Regions from separate parts of the Homo sapiens genome. Here region 1 is linked to region 2. The links are chromatin loops, found by intact Hi-C in ENCODE. Cell type or tissue: mammary epithelial cell. All regions are shown on one strand.

What was found. Hi-C counts contacts between places; a loop is a spot of excess contacts. Peaks named below come from ENCODE experiments on the same cell type or tissue, not always from the same donor. Only the 100,000 strongest peaks of a DNase experiment are listed, where the experiment ranks them.
Region 1: a loop joins it to region 2, with 24 times the contacts of the local background. A loop is called at or near these places in 1 of 110 quality-filtered maps.

The regions. Positions count from the first base shown.
Region 1 is chr5:125,451,821-125,459,820 of GRCh38, forward strand. No RefSeq gene overlaps it. Among named protein-coding and RNA genes, the nearest start is that of LINC02240, 37 kb to the right of the region's middle. In mammary epithelial cell, no CTCF peak of the experiment used is centred here; a DNase peak (open chromatin) is centred at 11.
Region 2 is chr5:125,532,198-125,540,197 of GRCh38, forward strand. All of the region lies in intron 3 of LINC02240 (long intergenic non-protein coding RNA 2240), which reads left to right. The region is part of intron 8 of LOC124901056 (a long non-coding RNA gene); the gene reads right to left. Among named protein-coding and RNA genes, the nearest start is that of LINC02240, 43 kb to the left of the region's middle. In mammary epithelial cell, no CTCF peak of the experiment used is centred here; a DNase peak (open chromatin) is centred at 4,584; H3K27ac peaks cover 1,310 bases.

The sequences.
Region 1 (8,000 bases), 80 kb before region 2:
TCTTAGCCAATAAAATTGCATGTATAATTGAGTGTTGTGACTTGTGAAAGTCATTTTTTATGGCCTTTAAACTATATTCATGGTATCCCTAGAACAATACTTCTTTCAGACTAGATATGCATGAATCAGCAAAGTAGACAAGGTAGGATATTAAGTAAGTTTAAAAATAAATGTAAGGCTAGAGGGAAAATATTTCTCTTCCCACAGAATTAGTGACCTTTACAGTCATCATCTCCATCTATTTGCACCTATCCTTCACCCCACTTTTGCCTAAGGTGTCTTCATTTGATCTTTGTTGTACGTGCTACTCAAAGCCCTCAGATGATGACAATAATCAAGACAAATGAGAGAAAATCTGAAGCCATAGTGGGCTCTTACTGTCCCTCCACCTGTGTGAAGAAAAGAAATGTGGTTGAAAATGTTCTATTAGTCTTTCATATTTTCTTTTCTTTAAAACCCACCCCACTCCCTTCCTGGGAATTCATTTGTCGGAAAAATACTGTATCTTCTAAGTTATTGTTTTTAGATAAACTGTTTTTTTTTTAATACAGCTATTAAAAAGAAATTCCGGCCGGGCGCGGTGGCTCACGCCTGTAATCCCAGCACTTTGGGAGGCCGAGGCGGGCGGATCGCGAGGTCAGGAGATCGAGACCATCCCGGCTGAAACGGTGAAACCCCGTCTCTACTAAAAATACAAAAAATTAGCCGGGCGTAGTGGCGGGCGCCTGTAGTCCCAGCTACTCGGGAGGCTGAGGCAGGAGAATGGCGTGAACCCGGGAGGCGGAGCTTGCAGTGAGCCGAGATCCCGCCACTGCGCTCCAGCCTGGGCGACAGAGCGAGACTCCGTCTCAAAAAAAAAAAAAAAAAAAAGAAATTCCACTCCCCTTCTATCCTAGAGAAATGATTGTTGAATTTGAGTAGTCACACTGGGTACATTTAAATGGAGGCTTCCAATTCAAAATATTGTTTTTCTTCAAAACATATTAAAATTACTTGCTACAGACTATATGTTATAAAAGAAAAGTTAATCAATAAAAATGGCCCCTTTCATTTCAAAGCAAAGCTTGCTATTCTGGAAAAAAACCTCTCAGTGAGAAGTAACACACTGCCAAATGGAAAGCATGAGAATCATTATTGTCATTTTACCATCTCTCCACTCTTAAAGATTCTCTGAAACAACAGGCAAACCTCATTTACTTTTGTATCTGTGTCCACAGAACTATGGGGAAGAACTAAACTCAACTACAGTCTGTTCTTTGCCTTATGTAAGCTGTTTTACTCCCATCATAATCACCGATAGTGACCCTCTTTCCCATCTGTTGATTTTTTTTTTTCCTTTGCTGAAACAGTGCTTTGGTTTCAAAAATACAGATCTCAAAATCATTAACCTAGAAAGAACCTGGCCTTCATTCACTTCGTTTATGAGATGTTAAAGCAGTCTCAAGGGTTTGCTAAAATAAACTAACGGGCTGTAGAGGAGAACAACACACCATCTGGCCAAGGCAGTGAGGCTGAGAATGCATAGCCTAGGTAATTACTTTAGGTGAATCTATTACAACACATGGAAATGACAGAAAGCTTGGATATTTTCTTTCTTTGCCCTGTGAATCTTCCTATGGTCTTAACGATGGAACAGTCAGCTGGAACAAAGAGGAATCCAGGGATAATGTACAGAAATGATAGTATGAGTGATGGGACCACTAGTAAGAGACATCAATGACTTACAATTCCACTAGACCTCTGCTGTTCAATGAAGACGGAAATTTTCTGTTTATGGAAAAGACTCACGGAAAGAACTTTGTGTAAATATGCCTATATACATTGAATTACTCAGTACACTAAAGAATCCAGTTAATGTAAAAGGAAAACTGTATTGGAATAGATTTATGCCCCATTAATTTAGATTTTATAAACATGGATACCTTAACTGCCTCTGAGATCTCTTCAGAAAGAACTTTCCTTGACTCAGACCTACGTTTCAATTAAAAAATACCTCTTGAGGCAAACCTGCTTATAAATGGGCCACCTGATCTCCATCTTTCAGAATTAGGACATATCTCTATCCATACTACCTCCATCTTCTATTTCCCCCCACTTATCAGCCCACTGTGACAGAGCTTCTGCCCCAGTCATTCTACGCAAATAATTGCTTCCTGTTTGCCAAATACACAGTCAGGCAATGTTACTTCATACTACTTGACTTCTCAGGATCTTCCAACGCAATCATCTCCTCCTTCTCAGGTATTCTCTTATGTTTGCTTTCAGGGTGCTGTACCTTTCTGTAACAGCTTTTCCAGGCATTTCCCCCCTTTCCATCCCCTAAATATCGATTTTCACAGAACTCAGTTTATAGGCCCTCTCTGCACTCTCACTAGGTAATCATCTTTTCTGGTGACATTAGAAACCATCATTATACAACATTGAAGAGGTTAAGTAAATACCCTAGGGTCCTGAACTGAAAAGGGAAACAGCAGGATGAAGGTGTGATGCATCCTCTAGCTGTAGCCACTGACAAGACCTAGCACCAGAGATCAACCCAAAATCAACGAGTAGCCAGATTGTATTTAATACAATACCATTTTTCTTTCTTTAAATACCATTTTTCTACTAAAAAAAACTAGGGTTCCCAAGAGAAATGGTTGACTGTAGGTATAAGGCTGGAAATGTGTCAAAATTGTCCAGAAACTAAATTAAGAGGCTTTTTGAAACACCAAATGAAATAATAGACCTAAGCAATGATCCTCAATGGCTGCTAATGTCAGAAAAAGCAAGAAAACTACACATTTTGTGCCAATATGAATGTTTGTGACCAAAAATAATTAAATCTGAGCCTGCTAAAAATCTATAGATGTAAGTACAGTGGTTCTGCCTTATCTGTGGTTTTGCTTCCTGAGGTTTCAGTTACCTGTGGTCAACTGAGTTCTGAAAATATGGAATAGGAAATTCCAGAAATAAACAATTCATAGGTTTTAAGTTGCACATCATTCTGAGTACCGTAATGAAATCTCACACCATCCTGCTCTATCTCCATCCAGGACACAAACTGCTCCTTTGTCCAACGGATCCACACTGTAGATGCTACTTGCCTATTAGTTACTTAGTAGCCTTCTCGATTCTCAGATTGTCACAGAATCACAGTGCTTGTGTTCAAGTCAACCTTATTTTACTTTATAATGGCCCCCAAGGCATGAGAACCCTGTAGCTGATGTCTAAATGAAACCTTATCATACATATGCATGTGTAGAAAAAAAACACAGTGTCTACATGGTTCTGTACTATCTGTCATTTCAGGTATCTACTGGGGGTCTTGGAATGTATTCCCCACAGATAAGAAGGAACTACTGTACTAATTTACAGAAGGAAATGGAGAAAGAAAAAATAATGGGAAAAATAACTCTATGGTGATGCAATCAGAAAAAAATCCAGTTTGTAAGACTCTCTACCAGACCAAGAATTTAGTTTATCCACAAATAAATTGCGAGAGAGAGAGAGAGAGGGAAGCAAAAGCCTACAGATTAAAAGAAATGTAAGAAAAAAATTAACTATAATGTAAGCACTTTATTCCAACCCTGATTCAAAAACAATCTGTAACTAATAATTTATGAATAGTTAAGGGAATTGTGACACTGACAGAATATATAATATTAAATAATTGTTACTTTAGTTGTTATAATGATATTGTGACTATATTTTTATAGAGTGCTCAACTTTTAGAAATCCATACAGACTTACGATGCAAATTATATATCCAGGAGTTTATTCAAAATAATCTAGTAGTGTCAGCAGCAGTGGTGGGGAAGAGGGGATAGGGAATGGAGGGTGTAGTTAAAACAAGACTGGCCATAAATGAATAATTATTTAAACTGGGTGAAGGGCACATTGTATTGGTGTCTTTTGTGTGCCTTTTAATCTATAAAAAAAGTTTTTTAAAAGACCATATGCTCATGTTAACTGAACTTGTATAATTAGTCCTGCTCTCCTCTGACCACAGAAGTTGTATATGCTTATACCTTGACATCTCAGTATCACTGGTTTATAGAAATCTCAAACTTACTATATGCAAAACGCAACCCAAATTCTCCAAGGTCCACTAAAATAACAAGAGCAATAAAACCTGTGTTTGTGTGTGTGTGCAGAACATACAGGTCTATGACATAGATATATGGGTGTCATGGTGGTTTGCTGCACCTATTGACCCATACTATAAGTTCCCTCGCGTCACTCTCCACTCCCCCCCACCAACAGACCCTGGTGTGTGTCATTCTCCTCTCTGTGTCCATGTGTTCTCATTGTTCAACTCCCACTTATGATTGAGAACATCCAGTGTTTGGTTTCCAGTTCCTGTATTAGTTTGCTGAGGATGATGGCTTCCAGCTTCATTCATGTTCCTGCAAAGGACATTATTGCATTACTTTTTATGGCTGCATAGTATTCCATGGTGTATATGTACCATATTTTCTTTATCCAGTCTAACATCGATGGGCATTTGGGTTGGTTCCATGTCTGCTCTTGTAAATAGTGCTGCAATAAACATACGTGTACATGTGTCTTTATAGTAGAATGATTTATATTCCTTTGGGTATATACCCAGTAATGTGATTGCTGAGTCAAATGTTATTTCTGGTTCAAGATCCTTGAAGAATCTCCATACTGCCTTCCACAGTGGTTGGACTAATTTATATTCCCACCAGCAGTGTAAACGCATTCCTATTTCTCCACATCCTCACAAGCATCTATTGTTTCCTGACTTTTTAATAATCGCCATTCTGACTGGCATGAAAGGGTATCTCATTGTGGTCTTTATTTGCATTTCTCTGATGATCAGTGATGTTTAGCAATTTTAAATATGTTTGTTGGCTGCATAAATGTCTTCTTTTGAGGAGTGTCTCTTCATATCCTTTGCCCATTTTTTGATGGGGTTTTTTCTTGTAAATTTATTTAAGTTCCTTTTAAATTCTGGATATTAGACCTTTGTCAGATGGGTGGTAATATGGTTTGGCTGTGTCCCCACTGAAATCTCAACTTGAATTTTATCTCCCAGAATTCCCACATGTTGTTGGAGGGACCCAGGGGGAGGTAATTGAATCATGGGGGGTCAGTCTTTCCTGTGCTATTCTTGTGATAGTGAATAAGTCTCACAAGATCTGATAGGTTTATTAGGGGTTTCTGCTGTTGCTTCTTCCGCATTTTCTCTCACTACTGCCACGTAAGAAGTGCCTTTCACCTACTGCCATGATTCTGAGGCCTACTCAGCCATGTGGAGCTGTAAGTCCAATTAAACCTCTTTTTCTTCCAAGTCTTGGGTATGTCTTGAATATGGACTTATACAGTATATTTGTACCAGGAAAGTGGGGTGCTGCTGAAAATATTCCTGAAAATGTGGAAGCAACTTTGGAACTGAATAAAATGTTTGGAACAGAATAAGAGGTTGGAACAGTTTGGAGTGCTCAGAAGAAGACAGGAAAATGTGGGAAAGTTCGGAACTTCCTAGAAACTTGTTGAATGGCTTTGAACAAAATGCTGATGGTGATATGGACAATGAAATCCAGTTGGTCTCAGATGGAGCTGAGGAACTTGTTGGGAACTGGAACAAAGATGACTCATGGTATGTTTTAGCAAAGACACTAGTGGCATTTTTCCTCTGCCCCTAGTGATTTGTGGAACTTTGAACTTGAGAGAGATGATTTAGGGTATCTGGTGGAAGAAATTTCTAAGCAGCAAAGCATCCAAGAGGTGACTTGGGTGCTGTTAAAGGATAAGGGAAGGAGAGAATAAAAGTTTGAAAAATTTGCAGCCTGACTATGTGATAGAAAAGAAAAACCCATTTTCTGGGGAGAAATTCAAGCTAGATGCAGAAATTTGCACAAGTAGCAAAGAGCCTAATGTTCATCCCCAAGACCATGGGGAAAATGTCTCCAAGCCATGTCAGAGACCTTCATGGCAACCCCGCTCATCACAGGCCCAGAGGCCCAGGAGGAAAAAGTGGTTTCGTAGGCTGGGCCCATGGTCCCCGTGCTGTGTGCAGCCTTAGGGACTTGGTGCTCTGTGTCCCAGCTGCTCCAGCCTTGGCTGAAAGTGGCCAATGTATAGCTCGAGCTGTGGCTTTAGAGGGTGGAAGCCCTAAGCCTTGGCATCTTCCAATGCTATTGAGCCTGTGGGTACACAGAAGTCAAGAATTGAGGTTTGGGAACCTCCACCTAGATTTCAGAAGATATATGGAAACGCCTGGATGCCCATACAAAAGTTTGCTGCAGGGCTGGGGCCCTCATGGAGATTCTCTGCTAGGGCAGTGTGGAAGGGAAATGAGGGGTTGGAGCCCCAACACAGAGTCCCTTCTGGGGCACTACCTAGTGGAACTGTGAGAAGAAGGTCACAGTCCTCCAAACCCCAGAATGGTAGATCCACCGACAGCTTGGACTGTGCACCTGGAAAAGCCACACACACTCAAAAGCCAGCCCATGAAAGCAGCCAGGAGGGAGGCTATACCCTGCAAAGCCACAGGGGCAGAGCTGTCCAAGACAATGGGAACCCACATTTTGCATCAGCGTGACCTGGATGTGAGACCTGGAGTCAAAGGAGATTATTTTGGAGCTTTAAAGTTTGACTGTCCCATGGGGTTTCAGACTTGCATGGGGCCTGTAGCCCCTTTGTTTTGGCCAAACTCTCCCATTTGGAATGGCTATATTTACCAAATACCTGTTATCCCATTGTATCTAGCTTGCTTTTGATTCTACAGGCTTATAGGTGAAAAGGACTTGCCTTGTCTCAGATGAGAATTTGGACTGTGGACTTTTGGGTTAATGCTGAAATAAGTCTTTGAGGGACTGTTGGGAAGGCATGATTGGTTTTGAAATGTGAGGACTTGAGATTTGGAGGGGTCAGGGGTGGAATGATATGGTTTGGCTGTGTCCCCACCAAAATCTCAACTTATATTGTATCTCCCTGAATTAGCACCTGTTGTGGGAGGGACCCAGGGGGAGGTAATTGAATCATGGGGTCCCATCTTTCCTGTGCTATTCTCGTGACAGTGAATAAGTCTTACGAGATCTGATAGGCTTATCGGGGGTTTCCACTTTTGCTTCTTCCCGATTTTCTCTTGCTGCCACCAAATAAGAAGGCCTTTTACCTCCAGCCATGATTCTGAGGCCTTCTCAGACATGTGGAACTGTAAGTAAGTCCAATTAAACCTCTTTTTCTTCCCAGTCTCAAGTGTGTCTTGAAAATGTACTAATACAGGTAGATTACAAAAATGTTCTCCCATTTGGTAAGTTGCCTGTTCACGCTGATGATGTTTCTTTTGCCGTGCAGAAGCTCTTTAGTTTAATTAGATCCCATTTGTCAAGTTTGGCTTTTGTTGCTTTTGGCATTTTGTCAGGAAGTCTTTGTCCATGCCTATGTCCTGAATGGTGTTGCCTAAGTTTTCTTCTAGAGTTTTTATGGTTTTGGGTTTTACATTTAAGTCTTTAATCCATCTTGAGTTAATTTTTGTATAAGGTATAAGGAAGGGGTCCAGTTTCAGTTTTCTGCATATGGCTAGCCAGTTTTCCCAGCACCATTTGCTGAGTTGAAGATCCTTTCCCCATTGCTTGTTTTTGTCAGAATAAAACCTGTTTTTTTCCTAGTCTCTCCCCACTCGTACTTTTTGCAGCATACACTCAGTTGCTGTGTGTCATCCTTAATTCTTCCCTCTTCCAAGCCTCTCCACCCAATCCAACATCATGATTGTTAGCTCCCCCATCAGCAATCATTAAAATAAGACCAAATCCATCTCTTCTGCCCCTTTATAATCTAGGCTACCATCATCTCTCGCATAGACTACTGCCATAGCCTATTAATTCATCTCTCTTTTCTATGCTGGCCTTAAATATAATCATTTTCCACATAACAGACATAATGATACTTTAAAAGTGTGAATTGGATCATGCTTAAAATCTCTTAATTGCTTCCCATTACATTTAGAATAATCTCTAAATGTACCCTGTCCTCCAAGGCCATACTTA
Region 2 (8,000 bases):
ATATGTGGGCATTTACTTCCACACTATTCTGTTTCTTTTATCTATGTGTGTCTATTCTTCCACTGATAACACATTGTCTTGGTTATTGTAGCTTTTTAGTAAGTTTTGAGATTAGAGAATGTGAATCATCTTTAACTTTTTCAGCATTGATTTGGCTATGCTATTTCCTTGGCATTTTCATATACAGTACATTTTAGAATAAGCTTATCAATTGTTTAGAGTTATGTCACATCTTATACCAATTTGGAAATAAGTGACATCTTAAAAATATTGAGTATTTCATAAAATACTGGCAAACAGAATCCAGCAGCACGTCAAAACGCTTATCCACCATGATCAAGTCGGTTTCATCCCTGGGAGGCAAGGCTGATTCAACATATGCAAATCAATAAACATAATCCATCACATAAACAGAACCAATGGCAAAAACCACATGATTATCTCATAGATGCAGAAAAGGCCTTCGGTAAAATTCAACACCCCTTCATGCTAAAAACTCTCAATAAACTAGGTATTGATTGAACATATCTCAAAATAATAAGAACTATTTATGACAAACCCATAGCCGATATCATACTGAATGTGCAAAAGCTGGAAGCATTCCCTTTGAAAATCAGTATAAGACAAGGATGCCCTCTTTCACCACTTCTATTCAAAATAGTATTCAAAGTTCTGGCCACAGAAAGAAATAGGCAATCAGGCAACAGAAAGAAATAAAGGGCATTCAAATAGGAAGACAGGAAGTCAAATTGTTTTTGTTTGCAGATGACATTGTTATATATTTAGAAAACCCCATTGTCTCAGCTCAACAACACCTTAAGCTGATAAGCAACTTAAGCAAAGTCTCAGGGTACAAAATCAATGTGCAAAAATCACAAGGATTCCTATACACCAATAATAGACCAGCAGACAGCCAAATCATGAGTGAACTCCCATTCACAATTGCTACAAAGAGAATAAAATATTTAAGAATACAACTTAACAAGGGACGAGAAGGACGTCCTCTAGGAGAACTACAAACCACTGCTCCAGGAAATAAGAGATGACACAAACAAATGGAAAAACATTTCATGCTGATGGATAGGAAGAATCAATATCATGAAAATGGCCATACTGCCCAAAGTAATTTATAGATTCAATGCTATTCCCATCAAACTACCATTGACTTTCTTCATAAAACTAGAAAAAACTACTTTAAATTTCATATGGAAGCAAAAAAGAGCCCGTATACCCAAGACAATCCTAATCAAAAAGAACAAAGCTGGAGGTATCACAATACCTGACTTCAGACTATACTACAAGACTACAGTAACCAAAACAGCATGGTACTGGTACCAAAACAGATATATAGGCCAATGGAACAGAACAGAGACCAGAGAAATAATACCACACATCTACAACCATCTGATCTTTGACAAACCTGACAAAAACAAGCAATGAGGAAAGGATTCCCTATTTTATAAATGGTGCTGGGAAAACTAGCTAGCCTTATGCAGAAAACAGAAACTGGACTGCTTCCTTATATCTTTTACAAAAATTAACTCAAGATGAATTAAGACTTAAATGTCTTTAATAAAACCGTAAAAACCCTAGAAGAAAACCTAGGCAATACCATTCAGCACACAGGCATGGGCAAAGACTTCATGATTAAAACACCAAAAGCAATTGCAACAAAAGCCAAAATTGACAAATGGGATCTAATTAAACTCAACAGCTTCTGCACAGCAAAAGAAACTGTCATCAGAGTGAACAGGCAACCTACAGAATGGGAGAAAATGTTTGCAATCTATCCATCTGACAAAGGTCCAATATCCAGAATCTACAAGGAACTTAAACAAATTTACAAGAAAAAACAAACAATCCCATCAAAAAGTGGGTGAAGGAAATGAACAGACACATCTCAAAAGATGACGTTTATGTGGCCAACAAACATATGAAGAAAAGCTCATCATTACTGATCATTAGAGAAATGAAAATCAAAACCACAGTGAGATACCATTTCAAGCCAGTTAGAATGGCGATTATTAAAAAGGAAACAACAGATGCTGGTAAGGATATAGAAAAATAGGAATGCGTTTACACTGTTGGTGGGAGTTTAAATTAGTTCAACCATTGTGGAAGACAGTGTGGCGATTCCTCCAGGATGTAGAACCAGAAATACCATCTGACCCAGCAAACCCATTACTGGGTATATACCCAAAGGATTATATATCATTCTACTATAAAGACGCACGCACATGTATGTTTATTGCAGGACTACGTACAATAACAAAGACTTGGAACCAACCCAAATGCCCATCAATGATAGACTGGATAAAGACAATGTGGCACATATACATCATGGAATACTATGCAGCCATAAAAAAGAATGAGTTCATGTCCTTTGCAGGGACATGGATTAAGCTGGAAGCCATCATTCTCAGCAAACTAACACAGAACAGAAAACCAAACACTACATGTTCTCACTCATAAGTGGGAGTTGAACAATGAGAACACATGAACACAGAGAGGGAACATCACATACCAGGGCCTGTCAGGGCACGGAGGAGCAAGGCGAGGGAGACCATTAGGACAAATACCTAATGCATGTGGGTTCAAACTTAGATGACAGGTTGATAGGTGCAGCAAACCACCATGGCACGTGTATACCTATGTAACAAACCTGCATGTTCTGGACATGAATCCTAGAACTTAAAGTAAAACTCAAAATAAATAAAATAAAATAGAAAAAAAAATTAAAAATTTAAGTATTTCAATCCCTGAACACTTTTCATCTCTCCAGTTGTTTAGGTCTTATTTGATTTCTGTCATCACTGTTTTGAAATTTTAAGCATACACATTTTGCACATATTTTTAAATATATGTTAAGTATTCTTATTTGTGATATTTTAAATGGTGTTTTTAAAATTTTAATTTTCAGTTGTTGTTAGTGTATATAATAATTTATTTTTGAATATTAAACTTGTATCCTTGGCCTTGCTAACCTCATCTATTAGTTCTAGGAGTCTTTTGTAGATTCTCTGGATTACTTATATATACAATTATGTTGTTGGCAAAGAGAGATCATTTTCTTTTTTCCTTTCCCATTTGCCTATCTTTCATTTTTTGTGTGTTTTGTTTTGTTTTGTTTTATATTTTGCCTATTACACCGGCCAAACTCTCCAGTGTTGTGCTAAATAAGAGTGGTGAGAATGGACTTTCTTGCCTTGTTCCAAAATTTTGGCAGAAAGCATTCAGTCATTCAGCAGAAAGTATCAAGTTAGATGTAAGTTCTTTGTCAATGTTCTATATTAAAGTGAGGATGTTACCTTTAATTCAAGTTTGCTGAGAGGTTTTCTTTTTAAATTATAAGTGGATATTAATTTTTTTTAGTCCAGGCGCACTGGCTCATGCCTGTAATTCCAGTTCTTTGGGAGGCTGAGGTGGGTGGATCACCTGAGGTCAGGAGTTCGAGACCAGACTGGCCAACATGTTGATACCCCATCTTTACTAAAAATACAAAAATTAGCCGGGCATGGTGGTGGGTGCCTGTAATCCCAGCTACTTGGGAGGCTGAGGCAGAAGAATTGCTTGAACCTGAGAGGCAGAGGTTGCAGTGAGCCGAGGTAATGCCACTTTACTCCATCCTGGGCAACCAAGTGAGATGAGACTCCATCTCAAAAAAAAAAAAAAAAATATTTTCAGATGCTTCTTCTGCATTTATTTTGAAGATTATTTGGTTTTACTTCTTTAGTACACTGACATGGTGAATTACTTTAATTTTCAAATGTCAAACAAAACTTTCCATTTTTCCAATAGACCCCCTTGGTTCATTCATTCATTTAATTGTATAAATTTAAGATGTCAACATGTTTTATTATATGAAGTGAAATGATTACTACAGTCAGGCAAATTAATATATTAATAACCTCACATAGTTGCTTTTTTGTGTCAAGAACATCTAAAGTCTATTTTCTTTGCAAATTTTCTGTGTACCATATAATACTAACTATAGTCCTCATGCTCTACATTAGATCTCCAGACTTATTCACCTTATATAACTGCAAGTTTATACTCTTTGACCTATATCCCTCCATTTCCTCCTCTGCCCTCACACTGCTAACCACTGTTCTACTTTCTGTTTCAATGTATTTGACTTATTTTAGATACCACATACAAGTGAGATCCTACAATATTTTTATCTCTGTCTGAAAGGTCTTTACATAATGACTAAAGGGTCAATTCAACAAAAAGATATAACTGTAAGTATATGTGCACCCAATGGCAGACTGACTAGCTATATAAAGCAAATATGGACTGATCTGAAAGGAGAAATTGACAGAAATACAATAGCAGTAGGAGACTTCGATGCTCTACTCTCGGTAATGATAGAACAGTGAAACAGAAAATCAATAAAGAGTTGACATGAACAACACTGTAGATTAAATGGATTTAATAGACATATACAAAACTTTTCACCCAACAGCAGAAGAATGTGTATTCTTCTTCAGTGCACACAGAACATTCTCCAGGATAGATCATATGTTAGGTCACAAAACAAGTCTTAACACATTTAATAGGTTTGAAATCATACCAAGTATCTTTTCCAACCACAATGGAATGAAACCAGAAATCAACAGCAGGAGAATAGGAAAACTCCCAAATATGTGGAAACTAAATGACACATTCCTGAAAAACCACGGGTCAAAAAGAAAATCAAAAGAGACTTTTAAAAACCTCAAGATAAAAACAAAAACACAGCTTACCAATACTTACAGGGTGCAGCAACAACAGTACTAAGAGGAAGTTTATGATAAAAAAAATCTACACTAAAAAGAGAACAAAGATCTTAATTAAGCAACATATATAAAAGAACTAGAAAAAACTAAATTCAAAGTTAGCAGGAGGAAAGAAATAATAAAAACTGAAGCAAAAGCAAATCAAATAGAGAATTGAAAAAGTATTTAAAAATCAACAAAACTGAGTTGATTTTTGAATAAACAAAATTGAGAAACCCTTAGCAGGACTAAGAAAAAGAGAGAAGACTCTAATAAGTAGCCAGAAATTAGTGATATTGCAATGGAAGCCTCAGAAATAAACATAATCATAAAAGACTATACCAACAACAAATGGCATGTAACACAGAAGAAATGAATAATTTCTTAAAACATAAAACTTACAGAGTAGAAAAACCAATGAACTCAAACCATTTTTTTCCTCTGCTCTTACAATACAACAATAAGCAATACAGAAGCTTTCTGTGACCAAAGGTTTGGGGATTTCTTCCCATACACCAAGCAAGAAAGCAGGTCTGCAATGGGCACCAGCTGAATGTCCTCCAGTTCAGTTCTGACACTGTCTATCTGGAGAGAGTATCAGATCCCACAGGAAGAGGGCTTGGTCCCTCAAGAACCACCACCCTCCCAACCCCGCACTTTCCCATCAATTTCAAGTCTGGGCCTCTGGGACTTCTGATGACTGATTTCAAGTTGGGGTTCCCACAATCTCTTCTCTCAGTTCAATTAATTTGCTAGAGCAGCTAGCAGAAATCAAACATGTACTTATGTTTACCAGTTTATTATAAAGGATATTACAAATAAACAGCCAGATGATGAGATACATAGGGTAAGGTCTGGAAGTGTCCTGAGCACAGAAACTTCTGTCCCTGTGGAGTTGTGGTGCACCACCCTCCTGGCATGTGGATGAGTTTTTGTTCACATTCCTGAAAGCCTCTGCATGTGCAGCTATCCGGAAGCCCTCCCACCCCAACCCTGTCCTTTTGGGTTTTTATGAAGGCTTCATTATGTAGGCATGATTGACTAAATCATTGACCACTGATGATCAACTTAATTTTCAGGCCCTCTGCCCTCGCTGGAGGCTGGGAGGTATAGTTCAAAGTCCAAATCCTCTAATCATGCCTTGGTCTTTCTGGTGACCAGCCCCATCCTGAAGCTACCTGGAGGCTGCCAGCCATTAGTTAATCATAAGTGTACAAAAAGACATCTCTTTGGAGATTCTAAGGATTTTAGGAAAAGAGTATATTGTATGCCAGGAAATGAGATTGAAGACCAAAAATATACTTCACAACATCACATCTACCAAGACTGAATCAAGAAGAAATAGGAAGCCTGAGCAGATAAATAACAAATGAAGACTGAAGTAGTTATCCAAAACCTCCCAACAAAGAAAACCTAGAACCAGATCAGATGACTTCATGACTGAATTCTACCAAACACTCGAAGAATCAATACCAAGCTTTCCAATCCTCTTCTCTTCCCGAAAAATAGAAGTAGAGGGAATATTTTCAAACTCATTTTATGAAGCCTGCATCAGCCTGACATCAAAGCCAGACAAAGATGCCACAGGGAAAGAAAACTACGGGCCAATATCTCTGATGAACATAGATGCAAAAATCCTCAATAAAATACTAGCAAACCAAATTCAACAATGCCCCATGACCAAGTGAGATTTATTCCTGGAATGCAAGGTTGGTTTAACATATTCAAATCAAACGAGGTGATATACCACATGAACAGAATTAAAGATAAAAACCACATGATCATCTCAATAGATGGAGAGAAAATATTTGATGAAGTTTAACTTCTTTTGTGATTAAAAACTCTCAACAAAATAAGTATAGAGAAAATTTCCTCACTATAATAAAGGTCTTTTTATATATTACTGTATTAGATTTACTATGTTGAAGATTTGTGTCTATTTTCATAAATAAGGTTTGTAAGTAAGTTTTTTTTTGGAATGTCCAGATTTATTGTCAAGATAATTTTGATTTTAAAAAATATGAGTCCTAAAGTGATTTCTTCTATTTTATGTCCTTAAGGAATTTTTGGCCAGGTACAGTGGTTCAAACCTATAATCCCAACACTTTGGGAGGCTGAGGCAGGAAGACTGCTTGAGCCCAGAAGTTTGAAAACAGCCTGGGAAACATGGTGAGACCCCAATCTCTACAAAAAATTAACAAAATTAGTCAGGCATGGTGGCACACACCTGTGGTCCGCTGCTTGGGAGGCTGAGGCAGGAGGATCCCTTAAGTGAACAAACATTCAAACTTTATCACATTTATATGATTTTTCTTTTTGTTTTCTGCTTTGAATTTTGTTTCCTCTGTAATATTTATTATTACATTTCATTTTCTTTGAGTTTACCTTTTTTTTTTTTTTAGTTTCTTAATGTGAAGACGTAGGTCATTGATTTGAGATCATTCTTCTCATAAGCTTTCATAAAACATAAGCCATATATTAACTGTCTTTCACAAATTGTTACTGTTTTTGTCTTATTCATTTTTTCTTTTTTTCCTAATTTTCATTGTTACATTTTGTCTATGATTATTTAGAAGTCTGTGTGTTATCTCCAAATATTTGATAATTTTTAATATATTTTTTCTTACTGATTGTCAATTTAATTTTACTGTGGCCAGAGGGCATATTTTGTGGAATTTCCATTTTTAAAACATTTGATAACCTTATCTGTGGCCCAGAATATGGTCAATTTTGGTGGATGTTCCATGTGCATTTGAAAGGAATGTACATTCTGCTGTTAGGTGAAATGTTTCATAAATATCAATTAAATCAAGTTAGATGATGTATTGTTCAGGTATTTTTTAAATCCTTACTGCTTGTCTGTGGACTTGGTCTAATGATTACTAAGAAAGGAGTGTTATTGCCAGTGAAGTCTGTCAATTTGTTTGTTTTTCTTTTTAGTTCTATCAGTTTTGTTTCATGTATTTGCAGCTTTGTTGCTTTGTGCATGCATGTCTGGGATTTAACCACTTAATCTTTATGTACTGTCTCTCTTTATCCCTAATATTGTTTTAAAGTCTATTTTATCTGATATTAATATAGCCACTCCAGCTTTTATTAGTGGTTGTGCCATACATATGCTTATTTTCTCGTATCTGACTTTAAAGTCAATCTTTGTGGATAGCGTATAATTGGATCTTACTTTGTAAATCTAATCAGAGTTTCCGTCTTAATTGGTGTTTAGACTCCCTACATTTCATGTAA